Regions from separate parts of the Homo sapiens genome. Here region 2 is linked to region 1. A link is a loop called in an ENCODE intact Hi-C map of the cell type or tissue named here. Cell type or tissue: endothelial cell of umbilical vein. All regions are shown on one strand. Links, peaks and the distances in the headings refer to the core of each region. The heading gives the core; the rest is flanking DNA. Region 1 overlaps LINC01358 (long intergenic non-protein coding RNA 1358). Region 2 overlaps HSD52 (a long non-coding RNA gene).

Region 1 (5,386 bases), core at 75-5,074:
TGAGATTATAGGCATGAGCCACCACAACTGTCTGTGACTTGAGTCTTATCTGGGAATTATTCCTAAATGGATCCAGTTGTCTTTTAAGTGCAAAGTCCCTGACGTTTGGGGTATTCATTTAGCTAATCGCAGAGCCCAGTGTTAGGGCCTCTTTTGATCCTAAGGTTACTGAACAATGGTAGGGAAGGGAATCCTATTAGCAAGTGTCCCACTTTGTGGAGTACCCATCATTTCCAGTCGCTTTACTTAGACAATTACTGCTTCAGTCTTGAGACTTGCTGCTCCAAGTGTTGTTATGGATCAGCGGCGTTCCTTGTTAGAAAGGCAGAAAGAATCTCAGGCACCACTCTAGACCTACAAAGTCACCTGCAGTACAGGTGACTAACATGTACGTTAAAGTTTGAAAGGCATTGGGCTAGGCTATTTGGGGTAAGGAATAGTCAAGTATTCCTTGAAAAAAAGAATCACTAGTAGACTTGATTTTTTTCTAGACTGGTTTAGGTGTACAGCGGAATTGAACAGAAAGTACAAAGTTCCTGTATACTCTTCTCTACCTTCACCTAGTTTTCCCTATTACAAACATCTTGCATTAGTGTACTACGTTTGTTACAATGGATGAACCAATATTACATTATTACTAAGTCAAGTCCATAGTTTACACTGAGGCTCACTCTTTGTGATGTACATCCTATGGCTTTTTGTGGGTTTTCTTGAGGTGTAAATTTTACAATTTATTAAAATTTAAGGTACATTATAAAACTTAACGCTTGTAAGAACCCCGTGAAAGTAGATAATTGAGGGTATTTCTAATTAAATTTTACAAATGAGAAAGCTGAGGCTCAGGGGGGTTATTTAACTTGTCCAAAGTCACAAGGCTGCCAACTGGCAAAGGCAAAATTTAAGGCTAGATCTCTTAATTGAAATAAATATATTTTCTTCCTCAACTACAATGACTTACACAATCTGTTCTCTGTTTTAAAAAAAATATTTCAACTTTTATTTTAGATGCAGGGGGTACTTGAGCAGGTATATTTAATGAGTATATTGCATAATGCTGAGGTTTGGGATACATATGATCCCGTCACCCAGGTGTGAGCATAGGATTCAATAGACATTGAGTCCTTGCCCCGCTCCATGCCTCCCCTCTTTAGTAGTCCTCAGTGTCCATTGTTGCCTTCTTTTTTCTTCTTTTTTTTTTTTTAGACAGAGTCTCGCTCTGTCGCCCAAGCTCGAGTGCAGTGGCGCGATCTCGGCTCATTGCAAGCTCCGCCTCCCAGGTTCACGCCATTCTCCCGTCTCAGCCTCCCAGCTGGGACTACAGGTGCCCGCCACCACGCCCGGCTAATTTTTTGTATTTTTAGTGGATACGGGGTTTCACCGTGTTAGCCAGGATGGTCTCGATCTCCTGACCTCGTGATCCCCCTGCCTCGGCCTCCCAAAGTGCTGGGATTACAGGCGTGAGCCACCGTGCCCAGCCTCATTGTTGCCTTCTTTATGAGGACCCAATATTTAGCTCCCACTTATAAGTGAGAACATGCGATATTTGGTTTTCTGTTCCAGTGTTAATTCACTTAGGATAATGGCCTCCAGCTACATCCATATTGCTGCAAAGGACATTATTTCATTCTTTTTTCTGGTGACTGTGTGGTATTCCATGGTATACATGTACCATATTTTCTTTATCCAATTCACCATTGGTAGGTACCTGGGTTGATTCTATATCTTTGCTATTGTGAATAGTGCTGTGATAAACATACATGTGTCTTTTTGGTAAAATGATTTACTCTCTTTTGGATATATTCTATGGGTTTTGACAAATGCATGATGTTGTGTATTGGCCATTACAGTATCATATAGATTACTGTGTTACTGCCCTAAAGATTCCATGGGCTCCACCTGCTCATCTCTCCTGTCTTTTCCTTGAACAAACTACTCATCTGTTTACTGTTGAATACCGTCTTGATTTGTTTACAAAAAAGAAAGAAAGAAAGACTCCATCCATAAGGACAAAGAGTATGTTTCTGATAAAGAAGCTGATACTTGCCCAAGGTCACCAAACTAGTAAGTGTAGAAGCTGAGTTTTCAAGTCATGTCTGCCTAACTCCAAAATCTGGGTTTTTTCTTTCTTTTCTTTTCTTTTCTTTTTTTTTTTTCCCCTCTCTATTATGACCATGCCCTCTCTTACTAGGAGAGGAGACATTTGTACTTTCGTGCTATAGGGAGGGTGTAGATGTCCCTGCAATTGTTCCCTCTAAGGATAGTTTTGGGGCAGGGAGAGGGCATCTGTCTGGTGTTTGGACTACTGAGGCTCCCAAGGGTTCCCAGTGGGCACTTCAGCTGGACCTGTAGGTAAATTTCTAAAATCTCCCACCAGCTGTTCTTTTTTTTTTAATCACCTCACTCAAACCAGTTATTATTTACAAGTGGGAACATAGAAATGCTAATGATCCTGACTGGGCTTGCTAATTACTCCTTAATCAACTGCGAATGGGCCTTCGCTACCAGCCCTGGGCGGCTGAGAAGAGGGCTCCAGCTGGACAGAGTTAAAGGGAAGCAGCTTGCTGAAGTGCCACTGGCCTTGAGAATAGGAAGCCGTGGAGTGTGGTGGGAAGTGTCTTCTTTGCATGTTTTCTGCTCTGCTCTTTTGTCCTGATGCTTTGGCCCCATCATGAGGTATCCCAAGGGAGGCCAAGGCATTCAGAGGATGTATGAAGCCAGACAAAGCCGTAGTGAACAGTTAGCAAGCAGAGGTTAGTCAACAAATGATGATTGGATCTATACAAAATGTTGGATATTGTGTTGAGTGCTTTCTTCCTGACCCTGTGAAGATTCTGGTTTTGGAGAGACGACATGGAGGCAAGTAAACGTGTAGGGAGGAAACTTCGAGGAACACTTATGAGAGAGGAAGTCATGAGTCAGAGGCACCTGCAGGGGGGCAGGAGAGAACAGGAAGAAAACACTTACAGGGCATGTTCTAAAATATTTGTTGAATAAATTATCTAAAATAAAACACTTTCTATGAGAGATACTTTAATAATAATAGCTGCCACAAATTGTTTACCTAATATGTGCCTGGCCTGTGCCAGTCCATCACAATGACCATTTGAAGTAGAGGTTTACTGCACCTATTCTATAGATGCAGAAACTAAGACTTATAAAGGTTAAGGGTCAGACCCACAGTCATACTTCCAGTAAGTAGCTCTGCTGTTTTTCTGATTACAAAGCTTATACTTATTCCATGGCTGGGTCTGCCCTTTTATTTGGTTAGACGTTTAGATGATACAATAAAAATAGATATTTCAAAACTCAAAAGTTAGAGAAGGGAAAATCCTACATTACATCAGTAAAGGTCCAGCCGAGAGAGAAACCATACCAGTTATTTTAACATGGAGAATATAATATAGAGAATTGCTGCCTGGGAACTCAACAACCAAAATGGCAAAAAGAGAATGCTAAGGTATCATGGAGCCAACAATTACAGGAAGCGGCTGCCTCTGGGACTGGGACAACCAAAGAAAGAGGTTGGCATTATTAAAACTTAGAAATATGGGAGAGAAGGCCCTGCAGAGATGAAACTCAGATTCTGAGAAGGGACACTGCCCGGCTGATGATAGTGTTTCTGAGTTTGAAGGACAAGTCTCATTGGTCTGGGACCCAGATCTCTGAGGAGGGGGCTCAGATTGGTTAGTGTCACTGAGGGGGCACAATGAGGCTGTTTCTGTGAGTGTTAGAAAAACTGCAAATTGGATTTAACCATTGCTCCTGAAACAACTGCTGCTGCCATGGTGAAGAGACATTGCTTATGAACATAGGAACGGGAAGTAAACAGAAAGGAGGAAGCAAACAGAAAGGAACAATCGCTTCTTTCTCTCCTCCGGGTGTGCAGCCTCCTGCTGTGGCCCCCATGGGCTGAGCTCAGCAGGTAACTAGCTAGTCAAGCTGAAATGTGGTTTGCAGTGTTCTAGCTGCAGCATCTCGAAGTACACGTTGTGGTTTGTGAAAAGTATCTGAAATTTAGCATCCAAAGACCTGGAGTACTGCAAAAGCTTTTAATTGGTTTTCCTTATTTCAGTCTTAAATCTATAAACCATGCCTACTGCAACCAGAGTGATTGTCTTAATCGTAAATCATTTCTCTTTCTAAACCTACAATGGATTCCTACTGCACTTGCAGCTACTTAAACTCCTTGATCGGTTTGCAAGACCTTGTTTGGTTTCCAATGTCTCCAGCCTTGCCTAAACCACTCTTTCCCTCAATCGCTATATCCTGGCTACAGCAGCCCTCATGGAGTTCTTTAAATTCACAGAGCTCTGTGCCACCTGAGGGACTCTAGACTTGCTGCTCCCTTGGTACAAAATCTTCTTCCCCAATTCTCAGTCTAATTCCTCTTCATTTTTCAAAGCTGAGACTAAACATACCTTTTCCATTCTCTGATATTTCTGCCTCTTGGCTGGACCTTTATTGATGCAATGTAGGGTTTTCCCTTCTCTAACTTTTGAGCTTTGAAATATCTATTTTTATCTATTTTATTGCATCATCTAAAAGTCTAAGCAAACACTCCCCTGCCATTTTTCTTACTGCACACTGTAAATATTTACATACAATTTAATGCACTTGTGTGTTTTATTTGTAACTACTAAATATCTATCTCAGCCATTGCACTTTGAGCCTTAGGAAGGCAGAAATCCTGTCAGTTTTTTTGTCTCATAAAACCATGGGTCTGGTGTAGAGTCATTACTCCTTAATTATTTGTTAAGGAATTTGTAGGTTTTTATCTAGCCCCCAGATTAATGGTTGTGTACCTCATATTACTTTTAGGGAATATTTAAGTTCTTCAAGGGCAGGGACCACATCTTATAGGCCTTGTATAGTAATGGGCAAAGAATAAGCATTGATGGGCTGGGCGTGGTGGCTCACGCCTGTAATCCCAGCATTTTGGGAGGCCAAGGCGGGTGGATCACCTGAGATCAGGAGTTCAAGACCAGCCTGGCCAACATAGTGAAACCCTATCTCAACTAAAAATACAAAAAATTAGCTGGGCGTGGTGGCGGGCACCTGTAATCCCAGGTACTTCCGGAGGCTGAGGCAGGGGAATCGCTTGAACCCGGGAGGTGGAGGTTGCAGTGAGCTGTAATCGCACCATTGTACTCCAGCTGGGGTGACAAGAGCGAAACTCAGTCTCAAAAAAAAAAAAAGAAAAGAAAAGAAAAGAATAAGCGTTGATGAAGTCTTGTTGCTTTTTTATTCATAGTAACTAGTCATATACAACGTCACCTACAGACTGTCCAGATTCTTTGGTGCATTTTCAAGTCTTCTATCTGGAGCTGGTAGTGGTTGTCTTAGGGGACAAAACAGGGAAACTGTAGTCACAGGTAAGCATGGAAAA
Region 2 (5,386 bases), core at 239-5,238, 61 kb before region 1:
CCACTTTATAGCATATGCACACCATCCCCCAGGGATTCAATCACACACTAATCTAGGTGCTGCAGTGAAGGGGATTTGCAGATGTAATTAAAGTTCCTATTCAGTTGATTTTGAGTGTGTCAAGTGCAGCTGGACTTGCAATTGTTCTCTCTTCCCTGTGCGTCTTCCCTTCCTGATTGTTTTCCCTGTGGCTTAGTCAGCTTCCCAAATTGCATAGGATAATTAATAATACTTGAAACAATAATAATGATAAGTTATTTAATTTTATTTAATTATCTATGCATTTATCTATCATTCATCCTTTCATTCATCTATCAGCCAATCAATCAGTCAATCAACCAACCATCTCTCCTATGATTCTGCTTTGCTGGTTAAGCCCTGACTGATACAACCGTCTTTCGGAAGACCTCAATGCCCCAGTCTTCCATCGCTAGTTGTGTGGCCCGACTTCCACCAATGTGCCTTATGCAATGTGGTTTTGAGTCCCATTACCATGCTGGCCTCTTTCCAGACATGCTACGTTTTTATGCCTGTCCCTCTTACAGTTTATCCATTCAGGAAGCATTTATTGCATTACTGCTGAACGCTGAGGATCATCTGGGGGATACAACAAGAAACAAGACTCACCAGTTCCTGTATTCATGGAGTTTGGGTCCCTAATTCTGAGACCTTATTTTCTGTAGGGTATACTAGTCTTACTAGCATTGGAGGAGGAAGTTTGTTTGACCATCAGTACCATAAGTACCACTCAGTGCTAAGGATAATGTCAGCATCATTATTTGATGACAAGGCTGGACAATAGTTCTATTAACTTCCAGGCATTTAAAAACTAGTCATTCCATATAACCTTCCTAGCAATCATATGATATAGACATGATCCTTCCCAACTCTCAAATGACCCAGAAGACTACATGGCTTTGTAAGTGTGGAGTCAAGCAGTGACCCCAAGTGTATAAGACTCCAAATACCATGCTTGTGGTTGAATGACAAAATGTGGCCTTTTCCTCCAAGGGTCTCCTTGAAGACAGCCAGCTGTCATCCATCTGGGACCCAAGTTTTTTTTTCCAGGTTCTCTTGTTCCTGCGGCTCTAATTCCCTGACAATCTTACTTTAGTCTCTAGTCCACCCTACAGGGAAGACCCTTGTGCTCTTCAAAGGCTCAACAAGGCAACTTGCTCAGACAGGAATAAATTATAAGTGATACTGAGAACAATCCTTTCTGTAGTTACCAATTTGGGCCTTTGACATATGATGAAATATGAAACATGGGCCACTGTTCTGCTAGGCCTATGGGATTTTAAGAAGAGCCATGTAGCAGAGGACAGGAACTAGCAATTGTGAGCACCCACTATGAGCCAGGGTCTGTGTCAATCATAATGATAAAGATAATTATTATTATTAATTGTGTACTTTTGTGCCAGATATTATTTTAAACTTTTTACATATATTAACTAATTTAATCTTTTTAACAACTACATGAATTAATTACTCTTATTATCCCCTTATTACTGATGAGAAAAAAGAGAGACTTAGACACTTCCTTACATGATATAGTTAGTAAATAATTGGGATTTACTAACAAAGTTGGAATTTGAACTCATGCTGTCTGGTTCTAGAGCCTGTGCTCTTGTAGAAATCATGGTGGCCCATTAAAATCATTTATCTAATTGAATCCTAAGAGCCCATGTATGTGAAATGCCATCTCAGCTCTGCTAGATCCTCCCACAGCAAATGCTTTATTGTGGTAACATGTCAGTCCCTGCCTTTACTCAATAAGCTTCTGGTGGGTGAGGGTAGGGGTGCACAGGTACTGTGTCTGTCTAGTTCACTGTTGTGTGTCCAGGGTTTAGCACGGCTCCTGGCACAACAGCATAGCAGGCCATCAAGACACAGAAAAGAGTACACATATTGTACAAATGAGGAAACTGAAACAAACAATGTGAGGTCAAAAAGGTAATGAGTGACAGAACTGAAGTTGAAGTCCAGATTTCCATGAGACTGAATTCCATCAAAAGCTGTCTTTTGATCACATTTTCTTTCCTCCTGCATATTGAGCTCACAGAGCAGGCCCTGTTACATAGTAGGTGCTCAATAAAATGTGCTATTAAATGAACAAAGTGCCCTGTTCTTCAATTCTTCCAATATCCCATTCCTCCACTCTTTATCTTAGAATTTTCTTTTCCATGATGCCAACACACAGTCTAAGACATGTTTTCCATGCTCACCCTTAACCCTGACCCTGTTATCTCTAGCTACTCTTTAATAATCTGACATTTTTATATCATGTTCTGCATGTGTCCCCAGCCCCTTTTGGAAATGCCTGCTGTTTGAGTTTGCGCCATCCTTCAAGATAATGAGGCCCACCTACATTTTCCCCCTTCAGAACCTCTCAGTATAGTTTTGGTTTGATTTCTTGGAATCCATGTGCTATAGATGGGGGAGATTTTTTCCAACCTACTAAGGAATCAAAGAGAGAGAGTTTCTTGGGTTTTTAGGAGTTGGGGAGCTTTAGCCAAGAGAAATATGGTAACTTCTTGGAATAAGTGGAGCCATGTCATACCCAAAGATTACAATGGGAGAACCTCAGGTAAATGATAAAGTCACAGTAGAGAAATTAAAATTCTTGTGGGTCAGAGGTAGTTTGAATTGCTGGAATGAGCACCAACCCAAAGAGGCAATGCCTGCTAATAAAATGAGCTGTAAACCCATGTTCTCGGTCCTTCCTTCCCTCTTCCCTTCCTCCCTTTCTCCCTTCTTTACTTCCTTCCAGGAAAAACATCCAGGCAAGTGGACAGCATTTGCAACAGCCCAGCAATAAGAAGGACCATATTCTACTTGGGAAAAGGTAAAGTCGTTTCATATGGACGGAGGTGAGTTCAAGGGGGAAAAGAAATGGAACTTGCCAAGTAAGTGGAGGCTGGCTCTTAAAGTTTGTTCTTCAGGCAATGGGGAGCCATTGATAAGATGTTAGTTAGAGAGTGCTTATGTTAATTCTCAATTTATTATTAAAATACTTTGAATATTTTAGGAACATATTTCGAGCTCTACACATACTTCTTGTATTTTGGTGGTCTTGAAGTCACAGGGCAGAGCTAGGAGTTAATTTCAGTTCCAACTCATGGTATGACTTAGCAAGTAAAGTCTTATTTTAGGTCCTTAGTTTTCTCATCTCTAAATGAAGAAAAAGAAAAGCAAGGGATTGGCAAGCTTAACATGCTCAATAGTTTTTCTTTGCTGAACTATTCCCGGAGGGTCAACCAGCCTTCAATAGGTGTGATTAATAAGTTACAAAAGATAAATAGAGTGTCTTCAAAGATTTTATGTTCCTTATTTAAATTTTACCTGTCTTTACAGCCTGCCAGGAAACCTGTCATTCAACCCTTTGCAATAAAACAGCTCCTCATGAATGAAGCAAAATAAATCAGAAGTTGTGGGCTTTTAAACTCACTAAATGAAAGCACAGCATGCATGCAGCCTCCCTCCAAATTAATCACCAGATTAAATGCAAGATGTGCACACCAAATCAATAGCTTGTGACGGGGACCTCCTGCCTGTGCTTCAGGAAAATTCCATTTCCTTTCAGATGTTGTCGCTTGAAATGTCAGGAAGTTTCCATTCATCACCCGCCCTTGAAAATGCCACCATCACCATACTTCATGTTTCCTTGCTTTCTTTCTTCAGAGGAATCCAAGCACCTTGCAGAGGGAGCCCACTCCTTGTCACAGACTCTCCTGGAGGCTGAAACAGGGGCAGTCTGCACAGAGGAGAGGTGTAGAGAGGCGCGATTTAGAAATAAGAAAACCAAATCGTAAAGAAGCCTAATGTCTTGTTGCAACATCTGAAAGAAACAAGATGAATATATTCCACTAGGTGGGAAGCTTAGGGTAGTGGGAAGAACATGGATTCAGGACTTTGAGAAACATGGATTTAAATTTTGATCCCCAATGCCTCTCTGCACTTCACTGTTATCTATAAAATAGAGGAAATAAAAATACTATACATTCAAGTCTTAACACCAACAGTTAACTAGTTGTGTAACCTTGGACAAGTTATGTGACCTCTCTGTCTGAGCATTGTCATTTGTATATGAGATCATGGAGGTTAAATGTCCAACCTGTTGTCACTGTGCACCTCAAAATAATAAATAAAACATTTCATCTCTCAATCAAGGCTAAATCCACTTTCTCTGCTCTTCAAAACTTGACCCTGCCAGCACCTTCTCCAGTAACCTCTAGATTGAGTGAGATCCCTTTTTGTAGTATAATAATAATAATAATAATACTTAAGAAAAACAGTGATAATAACACTAAAAACTAACACATTGATCACTTACTACACAACATGCTCTGGGTACTTTATTTGGATAATTCATTTAGTACTCGTAATAACCTTATCAGTTGTGTTATTATGTTCTATGTATTACAAATGAAGAAACTGAGGCACATAGAGTTTCTATTACCTGCTCACTAGTATCTTAGTCAGTTTGGGCTACTATAACAAAATACCATAAATGGGGTGGCTTATAAACAACAAACTTTTTTTTTTCATAGTTCTGTAGGTTGGGAAGTGCAAGATTAAGGTGCCTGTAGATTTGGTGTCTGGTAAAGGCTTTCTCATTGATGGGTATCTTCTCACTGTAAACTCACAAGAATGGAAGAAGTGAGAAATCTTTCCAGATTTCTTTTATAAGGGACTAATCCTATTCACAAGGGCTGTGCTCTCAGGACACAATCACCTCCCAAATGCCCCACCTCTTAATGCCATCACCTTGGGGGTCAGGATTTCAACATATGGATTTGGGGAGAACATAAACACTCAGATCACAGCAACTGGAAAGCAGGGAATTGGTCCTATCTTCCCAGAGAATCCCAAGCATCACTCCATCTTGATTATATGACCATGATATTTCCCTTTCAGCTCCACCAGACTGGAGGCTTTCCTGAAATAGGGACTTAGTGTAATCTAATTTTGTATTCCCAAAGTTTAGCACAGAGTAGGTGCTCCTTGAATTTGAAATGAAATAAAATTGACTTCTTATGCAAAGGCAATAGACCGTATTTAATAGAAAAGGCTCTGAATTGAGAAGGTGACATCCCCCATCAGAATGTTGCAGAACTAGACGTCATTTCACATGGAAGATACTCTGCCAGACTGGCACAAAGCAAAGACAACAGCAATGTACACAACAACCAAAAAAATAACAGAAAACCCTGCAAAGCCCCAGAAGCCCCCAAACTAGAAAATGTAAGACCCTTCCCTTCCCTACCTAAGCGGAAGACCCTTAATACATGTTTAAAGTGTTTGGTCTAGAAGTTGCCACTAGAACCTCAGTGAATGGTACATGTGATTGTCACACATGGATATGCCCAGTAAACGGCAAAGGAAA

The links. Hi-C counts contacts between places; a loop is a spot of excess contacts. Peaks named below come from ENCODE experiments on the same cell type or tissue, not always from the same donor. Only the 100,000 strongest peaks of a DNase experiment are listed, where the experiment ranks them.
Region 2: a loop joins it to region 1, with 2.6 times the contacts of the local background. A loop is called at or near these places in 9 of 110 quality-filtered maps.

What each region holds. Positions count from the first base shown.
Region 1 is chr1:59,069,972-59,075,357 of GRCh38, reverse strand. All of the region lies in intron 2 of LINC01358 (long intergenic non-protein coding RNA 1358), which reads right to left. Among named protein-coding and RNA genes, the nearest start is that of LINC01358, 52 kb to the right of the region's middle. In endothelial cell of umbilical vein, for the core only: a CTCF peak has its summit at 2,665; a DNase peak (open chromatin) is centred at 2,767; H3K27ac peaks cover 1,533 bases.
Region 2 is chr1:59,130,715-59,136,100 of GRCh38, reverse strand. HSD52 (a long non-coding RNA gene) reads left to right here. Exons shown (of 3, transcript NR_027120.1): 2 at 2,771-2,870; 3 at 3,355-4,165. Among named protein-coding and RNA genes, the nearest start is that of HSD52, 13 kb to the left of the region's middle. In endothelial cell of umbilical vein, for the core only: no CTCF peak of the experiment used is centred there; no DNase peak of the experiment used is centred there.